Linked DNA regions of Homo sapiens: region 2 is linked to region 1. A link is a loop called in an ENCODE intact Hi-C map of the cell type or tissue named here. Cell type or tissue: GM12878. All regions are shown on one strand. Each heading gives the region's core, and the rest is flanking DNA. Links, peaks and the distances in the headings are about the cores only.

What was found. Hi-C counts contacts between places; a loop is a spot of excess contacts. Peaks named below come from ENCODE experiments on the same cell type or tissue, not always from the same donor. Only the 100,000 strongest peaks of a DNase experiment are listed, where the experiment ranks them.
Region 2: a loop joins it to region 1, with 3 times the contacts of the local background. A loop is called at or near these places in 3 of 110 quality-filtered maps.

Annotation. Positions count from the first base shown.
Region 1 is chr4:100,057,741-100,064,770 of GRCh38, reverse strand. No RefSeq gene overlaps it. Among named protein-coding and RNA genes, the nearest start is that of H2AZ1-DT, 110 kb to the right of the region's middle. In GM12878, for the core only: no CTCF peak of the experiment used is centred there; a DNase peak (open chromatin) is centred at 3,830.
Region 2 is chr4:99,882,007-99,889,036 of GRCh38, reverse strand. It overlaps LAMTOR3 (late endosomal/lysosomal adaptor, MAPK and MTOR activator 3), which reads left to right. Exons shown (of 7, transcript NM_021970.4): 4 at 1,683-1,741; 5 at 3,362-3,495; 6 at 4,912-4,975; 7 at 6,970-7,030. Among named protein-coding and RNA genes, the nearest start is that of LAMTOR3, 8.9 kb to the left of the region's middle. In GM12878, for the core only: a CTCF peak has its summit at 3,780 (motif pointing right); a DNase peak (open chromatin) is centred at 3,776.

The DNA of each region.
Region 1 (7,030 bases), core at 904-5,903:
TCAGTCCAAGTGCTGTCAAAGACTGGAGATGTACTTTTTTCAGTAGAAAAACAGTACAACTTTACTACTAGTACCTGGCCCAGGATAAATGAAGGACATCTCATGATCCCTAGGTTTTCTTTCCAAACAAATAAGAGAAAGTTATATTGAATGAGGTATAAGAAAAATTAAAGAAAATGCAACTTCTGGAAGATTCCTTGAGCTGTAAGGAAATGATTTAGAAGGAAGAAAAAACTGAAGTACATACACTGGGCATCCAACCTAACACTTTATTCACTCACTCATTGGGTCCACCAGCCCTCCAGTCCACAGCTGAGTAAACTTAAACAAGGCATCTTGTCACTGTAAGACTCGGGGCTTTTTTTTTTTTAATTTGTAAAATAAGAATAATAATGGCCTCTACTCATAGGATAGTTTGAAATATGAAATAATGCATGTAAAGTGTTTAGAACATGGCATGGCATATAAATTAGGACTCCAAAGGATTAGCCATTAGCATTGTTGTTATTATTTTTCAGACTTATTATTTTCCACTATAATAGAATCTAGGTCCTAATGGTTTAGGGTAGACAGCATGAACAAAACTTACCCTTGTGAAACCTGCCTGCTGTCAGCCTCCTAGTCACAGAGGCTACGTCAAACTCCAAACAAGGACACTATTGCCCGCTATCTCCCCGAGCCCCATGTGGACCCTGCTTATCCAGAGATGCTGACCTGAGATGGTCAAAACCAGGCGACACATGAGCACATTCTGTCATAAGCACCCTGCCTGATCTTGCTTGTGCCTTTTATCTCGCCAATAAGAATGCTGGAACTTAGTAGAAGTCTAGAAGATCAGAAGAGAGGACATCCAAGAAAGGAAATCCAAATCTGGGTTCCAGCGGAAAGTATCTGTAAGTATTCCAAATACAGAGAGACAACCAAGGAAGTCTCACTGAAGCTATGATAAACTGTTACTGCCCAAGCATCCACTGAAAACCCACTGAGGAAAGAAATAAGGAGATAATTGAGGAGAGTCCTTTAGAAAAATGTTTTGTGAAATCTCACAATTATAAACTGTATGCTACTGCATTGTGGAACATGCCAGTAAAGCAAAATGCTGCTAAATATGTGTGTATTATGGTGTGCCTGTGTTAACTGAGGACTGATAAAATCTGAAACCGTGATCCATGATAAAAATAAAAAACGTGGTTTTGCAAATGGATTTTTATCTAGAAAATAAATTTGCCACAGGATGGCAGTAAAAGGTAAGTGATAAGGATAGGACATGTATTTTTATTAACCCTTAAAAGTGCTTTAAGGTATACAGAAACTTCAAGTATTTGAACATAACCTGTATGCCATTCTTCAAACCAGATACAGACAAAAAACAAACATCCTGGAGTTTTAAATACTGGGGTTATTAGACTAAAATTGGTTTCCTCAGGAAAATAATGATGCCCAACTGATGATTATGACATCTTAAGAAGTCATCCTATAACTCTATCTTCAAGTTTGAACCAATATTATTACAAATAAATTCTAGAGTAACTAGGTTATATTTTAAAGAGAATTAAAAAGCATAAGACAAGCTTTTCATCTCAGTTTCCCTGCATTCTCAAGTCCTGATGCTCTTCCTCTGCTTTTATCTCTTCCAGTTGAAGTCATTAATCATCTCAAAAACATTTCAAACTTTCTGTGCTCACTTTGAGAATGATACTTGGGCCTCAAATTCTTGGTGGAGGTCATCTGCTTGGTGAATTAATCACAATCATAAGTGTAAATAAAACTCACTAATGTACATAAAATTGTAACTCTTCTAAAGTTATCACTTCAGAGTTGATGGGCTTCATAGCCAGTGACAGAGCTTTAATACAAGCGAAAACTTGTCAAAGCAGCCTCAAGGATAGCATTGATCAAGGGAGCCATGTATTATAGGACAAGGGTTGGAGGCAACATATTTGTTCATTCATTCATTCTACATAAACTTGTTAGTGTATACAAGGTTAAAGGGTTCCAGGCAGTATAATATACACTGGAAATAGTTGGGCAAAGGAGTATTTGCCCTCTAGGAGTTTAGAGACTAGTTGGGATGACAGGAAGGTAAATAGTCAAATACTGTACATTGAGACAACTGCTAAGGAAAGAGATGAGTTTGCAGTAAGCACGAAAATGTGAACTCTACGAGGGTAGGAATTTGGGTCTATTTTGTACCTTGCACCCCCATTGCAGGATTGGCTACATGATTTGTGAGGCTCGGTATGAAATGAAAATGTGAGACCCCTTGATAAAAAAATATTAAGATGTTCAAGGCAGCAATAGCAGAGCGTTAAACCAAGTGTGGGGGTCCTCTGAGCACAGAGCCCCATGAAGGCAGCCCTACCCCCATGCCTAGAACAGTGCCTGGCATATAGTAGGCTTTCAATAAATAGTTGTGAAAAAGGAAAAAAAAGAAAGGGAGGTAGGTGTGGAGAACAGGCAGAGAGAAGGCAACGAAAAGTCAGAAATAGTGCGTAAGCTGGACTTGAGAAGTTAACAAAGATTCCCTGAGACTTTCTGGTTGAGACGGAAAGTAGAGCAGGAATTCCCTGGCAAGCAGCAGAGCAGGAAGAAAGTGCTTTACTCAGAAGTAAGCACATGTGCAAAGTCTCAGACAAAAAGGGAGAACTGGCTCATGAAAGAACTACTGAGCAGAGTGGGTCATGAAGTCAGTTTGGTAAGTGTAAACCCACATTTATAAGAAAGAAAAGGGAAAATACTAGAATTCCTCCTCCATTGCTCCATAAAGCTTTTATCTGATATATGTATATGTGTGTAAATGCATACTGAGTCACACTGTAAAATGCTAAGAATTATTTACTTGGTCGAGGTCAAAAAAAAGCATGAAAGGTCCTGGGCTGGAGCAGGGGAGGAGTGTGGTGGGAGCAGAAGTAGGAAGAAAAGGGCAGGGGAGGGGCGGCGGGGGGGCCATGATAATCAAAGATGAGCCTAGGAAAGTAGGAGGGATTAGTTCAAGAGGGGCCTTGTAAACCTTATTAAAAGTTTAGAAGCCATTCTGACAGCGGGAAGAAGTCACTAAATGTTTTTAAACAGGAGAATGACAATCAGATTGCACTCTTAAAAAAGATTAGGGCAGGGTGTGGTGGCTCACGCCTGTAATCCCAGCACTTTGGGAGGCCAAGGCAGGTGGATTGCCTGAGCTCAGGAGTTCAAGACCAGCCTGGGCAACATCGTGAAACCCCATCTCTACTAAAATACAAACAATCAGCTGGGCGTGGCGGCATGCGCCTATAGTCCCAGCTACTCGGGAGGCTGTGGTAGGAGAATTGCTTGAACCTGGGAGGCGGAGGTTCAAAAAAACAAAACCAAACAACCCAAAAAGATTAGCTGCCACTTGGAATGAATTCCCCACCCAGAGCCAATCTTATTACTCCTAAGTTAAAATCTTTAATTGCCTTCAACTGTTTTTAGAATAAAGACCCAAATACTTACCAGGCTTACAGGGCCCTTCAAGATCTGAGACTGAGGGCAGAACTCACTTGAGCTGTTCCCAGCCAGTCCCACCCATACCCCAAATGCTAGTACTCTGGGGCACCACTCAGCCTCTCCGTCTTATACTAGAAACATTCTCGTCCCACTGCTTTTCTGCTTGCCCTTTGCTTGGTGACTTCTCTCTCAAGTGGCAAGCCTCAGGTTAAAGACCCTTGTGCTCCTCTGGGAGCCTTTCTCTGAGCTCCCAGACTTTCCTTTCCCTTGTAATGAGATTCTCAAGCCCTATCACACTTGTCATTTGCATGATTACTCATTTCATGTCTCTGTTCTCATTTGGCTATAACCTCTGCAAAGGCAGAGACGGTGTCTGTGGGGCTTATTACAGCATCTAACTTGGTGAGCAGCCCATAGCAGCATTCAAGAAATACATACAGTGAGTGGATTTAAACAAAAGGAAAGCATACCACCTGGCAGCACAGGTTCCGGTTAAAAACCATTTTAACAATACAAAGGAGATGAGCGGGAATAGGGATTGAGATGAATGGGCTCCTGCAAGAGCTATCTGACATATAAAATGGACAGGATGCTAATTATATTTTCTGTGCTGAGCTAATTGCATTTTACCTGGAGGCTAGGTGTCTTCTGGGGCATAGGTTTCTTCCTACAGGACAGCACTACCACAGAATTCCATTTAGCTAATACAATGGAAGAATTGGAAGAACTTATGAATCTTAAGTTTACTGAAGACCACAGTATCTCTCGTATTATTCTGATAAGTCTCCCAGACATAGCAAGAGAGAAATCAAATGCTAATTTTCCTATTCTAGAAAATAATGGCAGCTTAGACTTCGGATTGAAATTGGTGCTTCTTACTTGACAGAATATTTTAAATATTTTATTTCTCAAAATGAGAATGGATGGTAGCTCCCAATTTAATGTCTGTCCTCAAGAGATTTGCATGTGCTTAATTTAACTGGCCCATAATTAGAGAAACCATCATATCAGCAGCTCATATTGATGAAAATATCAAAAGACCCAACCCCAAGGAATCCTGTCTTTTTTTTTTTTTTTGAGGCGGAGTCTTGCTCTGTGGCCCAGGCTGGAGTGCAGTGGCGCGATCTCGGCTCACTGCAAGCTCCGCCTCCTGGGTTCACGCCATTCTCCTGCCTCAGCTTCCCGAGTAGCTGGGACTACAGGTGCCCACCACCACGCCTGGCTAATTTTTTTTGTATTTTTAGTAAGTTGGGGTTTCACCATGTTAGCCAGGATGGTCTCGATCTGACCTCGTGATCCGCCCGCCTCGGCCTCCCAAAGTGCTGGGATTACAGGCGTGAGCCACCGCGCCCGGCCTTTTTTTTTTTTTTTTTTAACACAAAGTCTCACTCTTGTTTCCAGGAGTGCAGTGGCGCCATCACGGCTCACTGCTGTCTCAACATCCCCAGGCACACACCAGCAAGCCTAATTTTTGTATTGTTTGCACAGACAGGGTTTTGCCATGTTGCCCAAAATGGTCTCTAACTCCTGAATTCAAGTGATCTGCTCGCCTCATCCTCCCAAAGTGTTGAGATTACAGGTGCGAGCCACCGCGCTCAGCCTCCTGTCTATCTTTGAGCACATACGAGCATGTCACAGGAATGGTTCATTTACATATGTAGCCTACTTCTGTTTTTTCTTATCAGCCTGTTATGACTGAAGCAGTACTGTTTTGTGCCAACGTAAGTATTAACACAAATACAAAAGGAGGCCAAGAAATCGAGAGGTGGTTCTCAGAAGATGATGCCGGGATCCTAAATACATTAATAATAATTTTTTAAGATTAACATCAAAATGAAAACATAATGTTTTTAAATTTTATAAATAAGTTGCGATTCCTCAGAAGTCTTGAGACTCCACTCAAGAAACATGTCTTCAAAATATTGCATGGTGACTACCTTCCCTAACATTCAAATGACTCCTCTATTTCAACCTCCTCTGTTTTCACTTCTTTAGCAGTAAAAGTAACCAGGTCTTATCCAGTTGTGATATCCAGAGCTTTTTGGAGAAATGTCTATCCTGAAAATATTTCCAAAACCTTCTAAACTTCCATGTGGTCTCTCACTCTCTGAACTCAAAGCATTTATTGACCGTAACATTCATTTGGCAATTATCACGGAAACCTTTTATACATATTGCATCTCCAACTGTTATTATTTAATGCTTGTATTTCCATTCAGCCCCTCATAAATTTATGCTTGGTCTCCACCAGATTTTGTTCCAATACTACTCCCAAAGACCAGCCACCAGTATCTTGTTCTATTTTTCATTTTTGTCCTTACACTATCTAGAGACAAAATATCCATGCTGATAGGAAAGTTGATCTTTGATCATTTGCTGTTCTTTTACCTCACCCGCATAGTCCTCCTCAGGTCTTCAGCATGGATTGTTTTATAATTCCTCTTGATACCTGCTAATAATACTTAGCCATTTACCATGTGTCAATTTGGATTTCTGAGAAGCAGATGCCAAAACAAGACTAGAGGTGCAAGAGATTTATTGATGGAAATGCCAGTGAAGGAAAAGTTGCAGGAGAAGTCAGGGAGAGCCTTTGGACCCTTAACAGTGCCTCTCCTCTGGAGAATAAGGTCTGGAGACAGATTATTCAACCTTTTTCCACACTGATTATACTTACAGAATAAATTCCATGCCTCAACTTGATTTTGCTGCATTCTTCAGGCCCAACCACAATGTCTTCCCAGCTGAGGTAGTACTCAACACTCAGGAAAACTCAAACTTTCCATTCAAGCTAGCCTCAAGTACAAGTGGAATTTCTTTGGCATATTTATACATATATATGTGCGCATGCATGTGTGTGTATGTGCGTGTGTGTGTATGTGTGTTTGTGCTAGAAATATAGATATAGGTGCTTGGGTTTTTTTTTTCTTTTTAGAGATATGGTCTTTTCTGTTACTTAGGCTGGAGTGCAGTGGCACTATCACAGCTCACTGCAGCCTTGAACCCCTGGGCTCAAGCAATCCTCCTGCCTTGGCCTCCCAAGTAGCTGGGACTACAGGCATGCACTGCCATACCTGGCTAATTTATTTACATTTTTTAAAGATGGGGGTCTCACTATGTTGCCCAGGTTAGTCACAAACTCCTGGCCTCAAGTAATCCTCCTGCCTCAGCCTCCCAAAGAGCTGGGATTACAGGTGTGAGCCACTCTTCCCTGCCAATAGTAAGTTTTTTAGTGAATGCTTGAAGGAAAATATATTGGAAATGCATATTTTGTTTATTTCCTTTGGTGTGTTTACTTTCTGATAATATCCCGGAGAAGAACACGGGTAGAAACAACAGAAGAGAAGAGACATGGGAAAGTCTTAATGTTCTGAGAACGCTCCCAGAGATGAAAGTAAACCCAGGCAGAACACGAAGCAGATGCCTTATCATCAGCTTCTGAATTGCACAGTTATTGAGGCTACTCTGTTTTTTTACTTACGAGGGTTGGGAGTGTAAGTAAATGAGTGAGGAAGGCCTAAAGGACTCTATCTGAAGTCAGGGTGGGAGGGCTGGAAGCTGTGACAAA
Region 2 (7,030 bases), core at 1,267-6,266, 180 kb after region 1:
GACGGGGTTTCATCATGTTGGCCAGGCTGGTCTCAAACTCCTGACCTCAGGTGATCTGCCCACCTTGGCCTCCCAAATTGCTGGGATTACAGGCGTCAGCCACTGTGCCCGGCCTATGTTATGTATTAATCTTAGAGATATATTTTAATCTATAAATAAGTTTAGGATTGAATGATTAGGAAATCATGCCAATAATAGGATAAAAATAGTATAAAAGTCATTTATAAAGTTATTTTATTCTTATTTTTAATGTAAGGAAGACAAATGATTTTGTTTGTAACATTTTCCATTCATATTTAATAACACTTTTCTGACTTAAAAGTTTTTGACAATGGGATTTTAAAAAATTTAATGTCAGTATTTAAACATTAGGTTAATATAAGTATTTCTTATTCCTTAGTTAATACATTAAAGTTAACACAAAGAATAGATCATTCCGGGTTGCTGTAGGGACATTGAACATATCTCTGAGTTGTAGTTTATAGATACCATAAGATAGTTACAGGACTATAAGATTTATGTTAACAATGAAAGGGTTTTGCATAAATGTTGAAAGTCGAGGAGTGTCACCTTATATTTTTTAACACAGTATATTTGTGCTCTACCATATGTTTCTTAATTGCTAATTTCCCAGGGATTCTCACTGATAACTTAGTACTTTAGTGATAAATTATGTCATTGTCAGTGTGCACAATTGACACCACTGGTATTAGTTAATAAGTGATATTTTTGAATTATGTGCCAGCCTACACTTTACATGCCTTGTATTATTAAATTTCACAGTATCTAAGTAAGTACAGTTATTCCCATTTTCAAATTGTTAATCTGAGGCTTGTAAAGGTTTCATAACTAGCCCAAGATAGCATAAATAATAAGTGGCAGAGCCTGGACTGGAACCCAGATCTTTCTAACTTTAGAGCTATAGCTTGACCGTTCTGCTTACTACTTCTTACGTAAGCATGGCTGAAAGGATTACTGCATAGCCTGCATTCCTTTTGCCCTGTTTCTTCAGCCAGGAACAGTTTTTCCACGTCTTTTCACTTAGTGCCATAACGTCTCAGCTGATGTATTACTGCCTCCAGGAAAGCCTTCTCTGGCCCACTGTCTGTCTGCATCAGCCTCCTCTTTTCTAGGTTCTCATATCCCTATGAACTTTTTAACAACACTTGCCACCAGTTTTAGTTTTACGTTTGTTATTGTGAGATTATTTTATTGGTAACACATTCACTTTTTACATTGGAAGCCATGTGAAGGCAATGATTGTGCTTATTTCTGTTTTTCATAGTATCAAAGTATTAAGTGCCACAAATACTGGCCGCTTAATATTTGCATGAATGAAAAAGGAAAAAGGCTGTTTTTTGTCACTATAGCCCCTGCTGATAATCTTTCATGCTTTTGTGTACCATGGACTGATCATTCATTAGTAGTTTTAATGGAGAGTTATCTATGTCTTAGATTCTTATTAATAAACTGCATGAACTTGTAAATATTATAAACATTTCTATAATACACATTGATTCAATTTCTGGGAGAATTTTGGGGTCTGTGGTTTTTCAGAAAATACATGAGAATTATTATGTCTTTGAGGTGCATAGTTTGAGAAAATGAAATATTTTATATTTTAACTTTTTAAAATTTTATATTTTAACTTTTTTTATATTTTAACTATTTTCTTTTTCTAGTGTTGAAGGGCTCCATGCCATTGTTGTGTCAGATAGAGATGGAGTACCTGTTATTAAAGGTAAAACTGAACATTTAAATGCAAATGTCTTCTTTGCTTTTGACTAAAAATGTGTGTAATTTACATCTGAGTAGTACAGCAGGCAAACATAAAATTCATTTTAGTAAATTTGGGAGATGGTCTTAGTATTGGGGAAAGTGTTTGCTTTTGTATGTTGAAGGTTGAATTTGAATCTACAATGTATTATATATCACATGTATCATATTAACATCTAGAGTTTAAGCATGGATTTATCACAGACCCATTTCCCATTAAAGACATTTACAGTGTAACGTAAACCATTAGTAAATCTAAGTGATGAGAGTGAGCATGTATTCAGCTAGATATACACACAGACACCCCTACTATATATATATGTGTGTGTGTATATATATACATACCACACACACATTTTATCAAATTGCTAGTTGTTTTAGGATAATACCCATGTATTTGGATCATAAGTAAACATGATGTCACAGAGAGTCAGTATGGATTCAGACAATTTTTACTATTTCTATATTATGGTATTATGAGAATGGATGTTCCTAGTTTTATTGGGACACTATAGTGGCTTTATCAAAGATTAAAGATTGGATAATGTTCTGTATATTTTGTTTACAATTTTCCACCTGGAGTTGTCATATATATCAGATAATTTTAGACTTTAGAAATGAAAGGAGGTTTAGAAGTCAACTAATGTAGTTCTTTCATTTTATAAGTGAAGGTGATAAAGTGCAAAGACACTTGGACTTCTTAGCAGTTTTAATGGAGAGTTAGCTATGTCTTAGATTCTTATTAATAAACTGCATGAATTTGTAAAGATTATAAACATTTCTGTAATACACATTGATTCCATTTCTGGGAGAATTTTGGCAAACACATTATAAGAACAAAGGAGGTCCTGTGGTTTATAATCTTCGGACATTGCCGTCCAAAGTCGGACATGAGTCAGTAACAAAACAGTAATAGAACCCATAATCTCCTGATGTGTGGTCCAGTGTGCTTTCTAACCCACTATAAAATGGCTGTTGAATGGCTGTGGACAGATTGCTTGCCTTCTCTTAATTCCGTAATGAGGGATTTGAACAAAATAATCTCAGATTTTCCAGCTCTAATATTCTTCATGAGGATCTCTGTGTTAAAGCCTTGAGCCCTGCACTCATTAATATAACAAACTCCATGCAAACCTTTTAATGAGTGAGAGAAACATGAAACAGGTAACCAGCTGCAGATTGTTAATATCTATGAGAGATACTGCTGCTGTGGGTTTTATAAGAGCAGAAGTTTTGTAACTTTTTTCATTAGTTTATTCTAGCCTAGTCCTCAGATAACCAGTTAAATGTACTTGATTAATCTGTTTTAAGTTAGATATCAAGAAAATGTAAACATTTAGTTTTCTTTTTAAAATTTAAAAAAATTGTGAGAGTCAGCATTTTTTCTCTTACTTGTGATCAGTGAACTTTTGATTGAGCAGTTTTTCCTGATTAGTGATGAGACCCCATTAGTGATATGATTTTCAATATTGTGAAACATAACCTTTGTGTTCAATTTTAAAAAGAGGTTTATGAAAAAAAAGGGCTGTAAATCTCTCTACCATATCCTCTGCATAATTTTTATTTAAATCACTTATTTTTCTAGTGGCAAATGACAATGCTCCAGAGCATGCTTTGCGACCTGGTTTCTTATCCACTTTTGCCCTTGCAACAGACCAAGGAAGCAAACTTGGACTTTCCAAAAATAAAAGTATCATCTGTTACTATAACACCTACCAGGTAAGTTCATAATTATAAAATGATTTGCTGATTTCAGTTGTCATTTTTGTGCCTTTTATATATATAAAATAGTTTGTGTTATAGTTCTCAATTTTAGTTTTGAAGAGGATGAAATTGTAAAATTTTAGCCTTCAAATTGGTTGTATTAAAATGTAGTAATTTTCTTCACATTTCATACCAGGAAATAATTACTATGGAAAAGTAATTAAGTGATTTAATAAAGTACATGTTATCCTAAAAAGAGTATGTCAGGTCACTGTTACCTCCAGTAGATGGTGCCGTTAGCTAAACAACTGTGATTTCTCAGCTGACACACTTTTTTTGTTGTAGTAACAGATAAAAAAAACTTTCCTTGAAAGTTTATTAAATTTGCTCTTGCTGCTAATTCCTTCATTTTTTGGAAATATATATATGTAATAAATGAGATTATTATTTGTGGGAAAGAAGTTAGTTTTTAGTTTTTGCATGTCTCTTGATCTCAAGCTACATTTTCTTAAGACTAAATTAATTCCTTGTGCTTTAGAGCGATGTTTCCTAATCAATTGATGTAAGTTACTCTTTTTTTTTTTTTCTTCCAAGACAGAGTCTGGCTCTGTTGCCCCATGCTGGAGTGCAGTGGCATGATCTCAGCTCACTGCAGCCTCCGCCTCTCAGGTTCAAGTGATTCTCACGCCTCAGCCTCCCAAGTAGCTGGGATTACAGGCATGTGCCACCAGGCCTGGCTAATTTTTGTATTTTTGGTAGAGACGGACTTTCACCATGTTGGCCAGGCTGGTCTTGAACTCTTGGCCTCAAGTGATCCATCCACCTCAGCCTCCCAGAGTGCTGGGATTACAGATGTGAGCCACCGTGCCAGGCCCATCTTTTATTTTAAAAGTTATATATTTTAATGTGTATTAAGTAAAAGATAACCAAACCATCTGACCTTTAATTTCATCAATAAGGATTAGGTTTAAACTAAGTTTTCTTTTTTTTTGAAGGTAGTTGATTTAAAGTTACTTTAAATTTAATTTAAATTACAGTAATACACAAGAACCAGAAAATATCATGAAGATAAAACTACTTGAATAACTGAGAAATACTGCATTTATCCATTTAATTATCAACTATTTATTAAGTCCTTACAATGTAATTGATATTCTGTTGGGCTTTAGAGATAAAAAGATGAAGATATGGTTTCACCTTAAAAACTTTCCAGGCCAAATGGTATTAATGTCTCTAAGAGATCATCACTAATTCTGTTTTATGGAAATATTCACTGAAATATAAAGTTCCTTTCTGTTTCATAATATAATACCATAATGTTGGGCTAAAACATTGATGATTTTAAAGTTTTTGAAAGATTAAGACATTTCAGTTTAGTTATACTACCTTTTCATAATGCAACATATTATTTGGCTCTTATTTTCTTTTTAGGTGGTTCAATTTAATCGTTTACCTTTGGTGGTGAGTTTCATAGCCAGCAGCAGTGCCAATACAGGTGTGTTTAATGACCTTAAATATCACTTTAATCCTTAATTTTAAAAAATTAATTTAATTACCATACCTTAATTTAAGAGGAATAGTAGATTTAGAGCCAAAAATCTTGAACTTGTGGCCCAGTTTCACTGTCTTTTTTCCATGTCTTGGGAAAAGTGATTTCTCTGAATCCTGGTTTCCATATCTGTATAATGGAGATAATATATGCTTTCTCCATCTTACAATGTTATTTTCTAGTTCAAATGAGACAGTGTATGGGTAAGTGATTTTTTTTTTTTTTTTTTGGAGACAGGAAAATTAAATGTTATCTGAGTGCTACATCTTGCTCCCATTACAGCAGTTTAAGAAAACAAGGTGAAGATAACCCAACAAAACGCATTAAAATGATCGATGAGTTACAGACCAATCTATTAAATTAGAATTTTTTAAATTTTACCTAATGGGGAAAATGAATGTGATTGAGAATTTAAAGAGCATGAATAGGATGAACATAGTCTCACTCTTCTTGAGAACTGAAGAATTTGAGAACAAATGCTAGGAAGCTGTACCCTTTATAGAGAATAGTAAAATTCCATTGTATCCAATACCTTCACTGGATATTTATGTGTAAAATAATGACTATTCACTTGGTTGTAATTTTTTTACTTCATTTTATATAAAGTAGGATTTTTATTAAAAGGTCTGTCTCCTTTAGATTTGATTGCTGTTGAGAATTGTAATATATTTTTTTCTATTTGTTTTTTCTTCCAAACTGAGCAAGTTCTTCTAGCTATGTCACTGAAGCCTGTTCTTAGATACCTCATCTTTAGAATGAGAGGTTTAGATTTGATGATCTATTAGATCTCTTCCATTTCAAAACATTTTAGGAATCTGTAAAATACTGTATGTAAAAACACTTTCTGAATTATATAGGATAGTAATGGTGTTAAGATTTTAAGTATATTTAGGAAATATACTAAATCTGAGTTTTGATAAATCACCTATCATCACATACTAAGTCACCAGTTGTTATATACTATGATAATGTACAGAACAATATTTTAGTACTTGGACCCTTTCCTTGAGAGTTCAGATGCTTTTTATATTCTATAAGACAGAGAAAGATCTTTATTTGTTTGAACATAAAACAGGCTCTGTTTGAGGCAGATAGCCTTTCACTCTAGTAAACTAAGGAGAAGCAAGATATGCTTATTTCTAGATGTTTATCTCCCAGGTTCATCATTGAACTCCAGTGTGTTTTGTACTCTACCATTTATTTTTAAAATATTTTTTCATTTGAAATATTTATTTATGTCTTAGCTTTGTCAAATTTATAAAAATAAATTTCTGATTTTCTTTGTTCAATATAGAAGCACCTATCTTTTGATATAATCTGTTAAAATTTGCTTAGAGACAAAAGTATGCTTTATTTAGTAAAAATCATATGTATTATTTCTGAGTCAAGGCAAATTTTGAAGCAGTAAGGTATAAATTAAGATTTTCCTTTCAAAACTCTTAACAAATTATAGTGCATATAATTTATTCTGTATTTCCTAATATATAAGTATTTTTCACTCATTCACTTTAGTAATAGATGCTGAAAATAAACTTATTAATGACTACAAAGTTTTTGGTTGCTTTATTTAGGGTTATAGTACAGGTTGAACATCCCTAATCCAAAAATTTGAAATCCAAAACATTCTAAAGTCTGAAACTTTCTGAGCACTAATATGGCATTCAAAGAAAATGCTCACTGGAGCATTTCATATTTGAGATTTTTGGGTTAGGGATGCTCAAATAGTAAGTATTGTACAAATATTCCAGAATTCAAAACACTTCTGATACCCAGCATTTTGGATAAGGGATATTCAACCTGTATTTTGTTTCAGTCATGGGAAATAAACTATGTTCTGATTTACTTTTGGTAACTATGTATTTTGGACATAAGGAAATCTGAGTTTCAGGCTTTGAGGAACATTTTTCTAACATGTAATTTTCTTAATCTCTTTATTTTAGGACTAATTGTCAGCCTAGAAAAGGAACTTGCTCCATTGTTTGAAGAACTGAGACAAGTTGT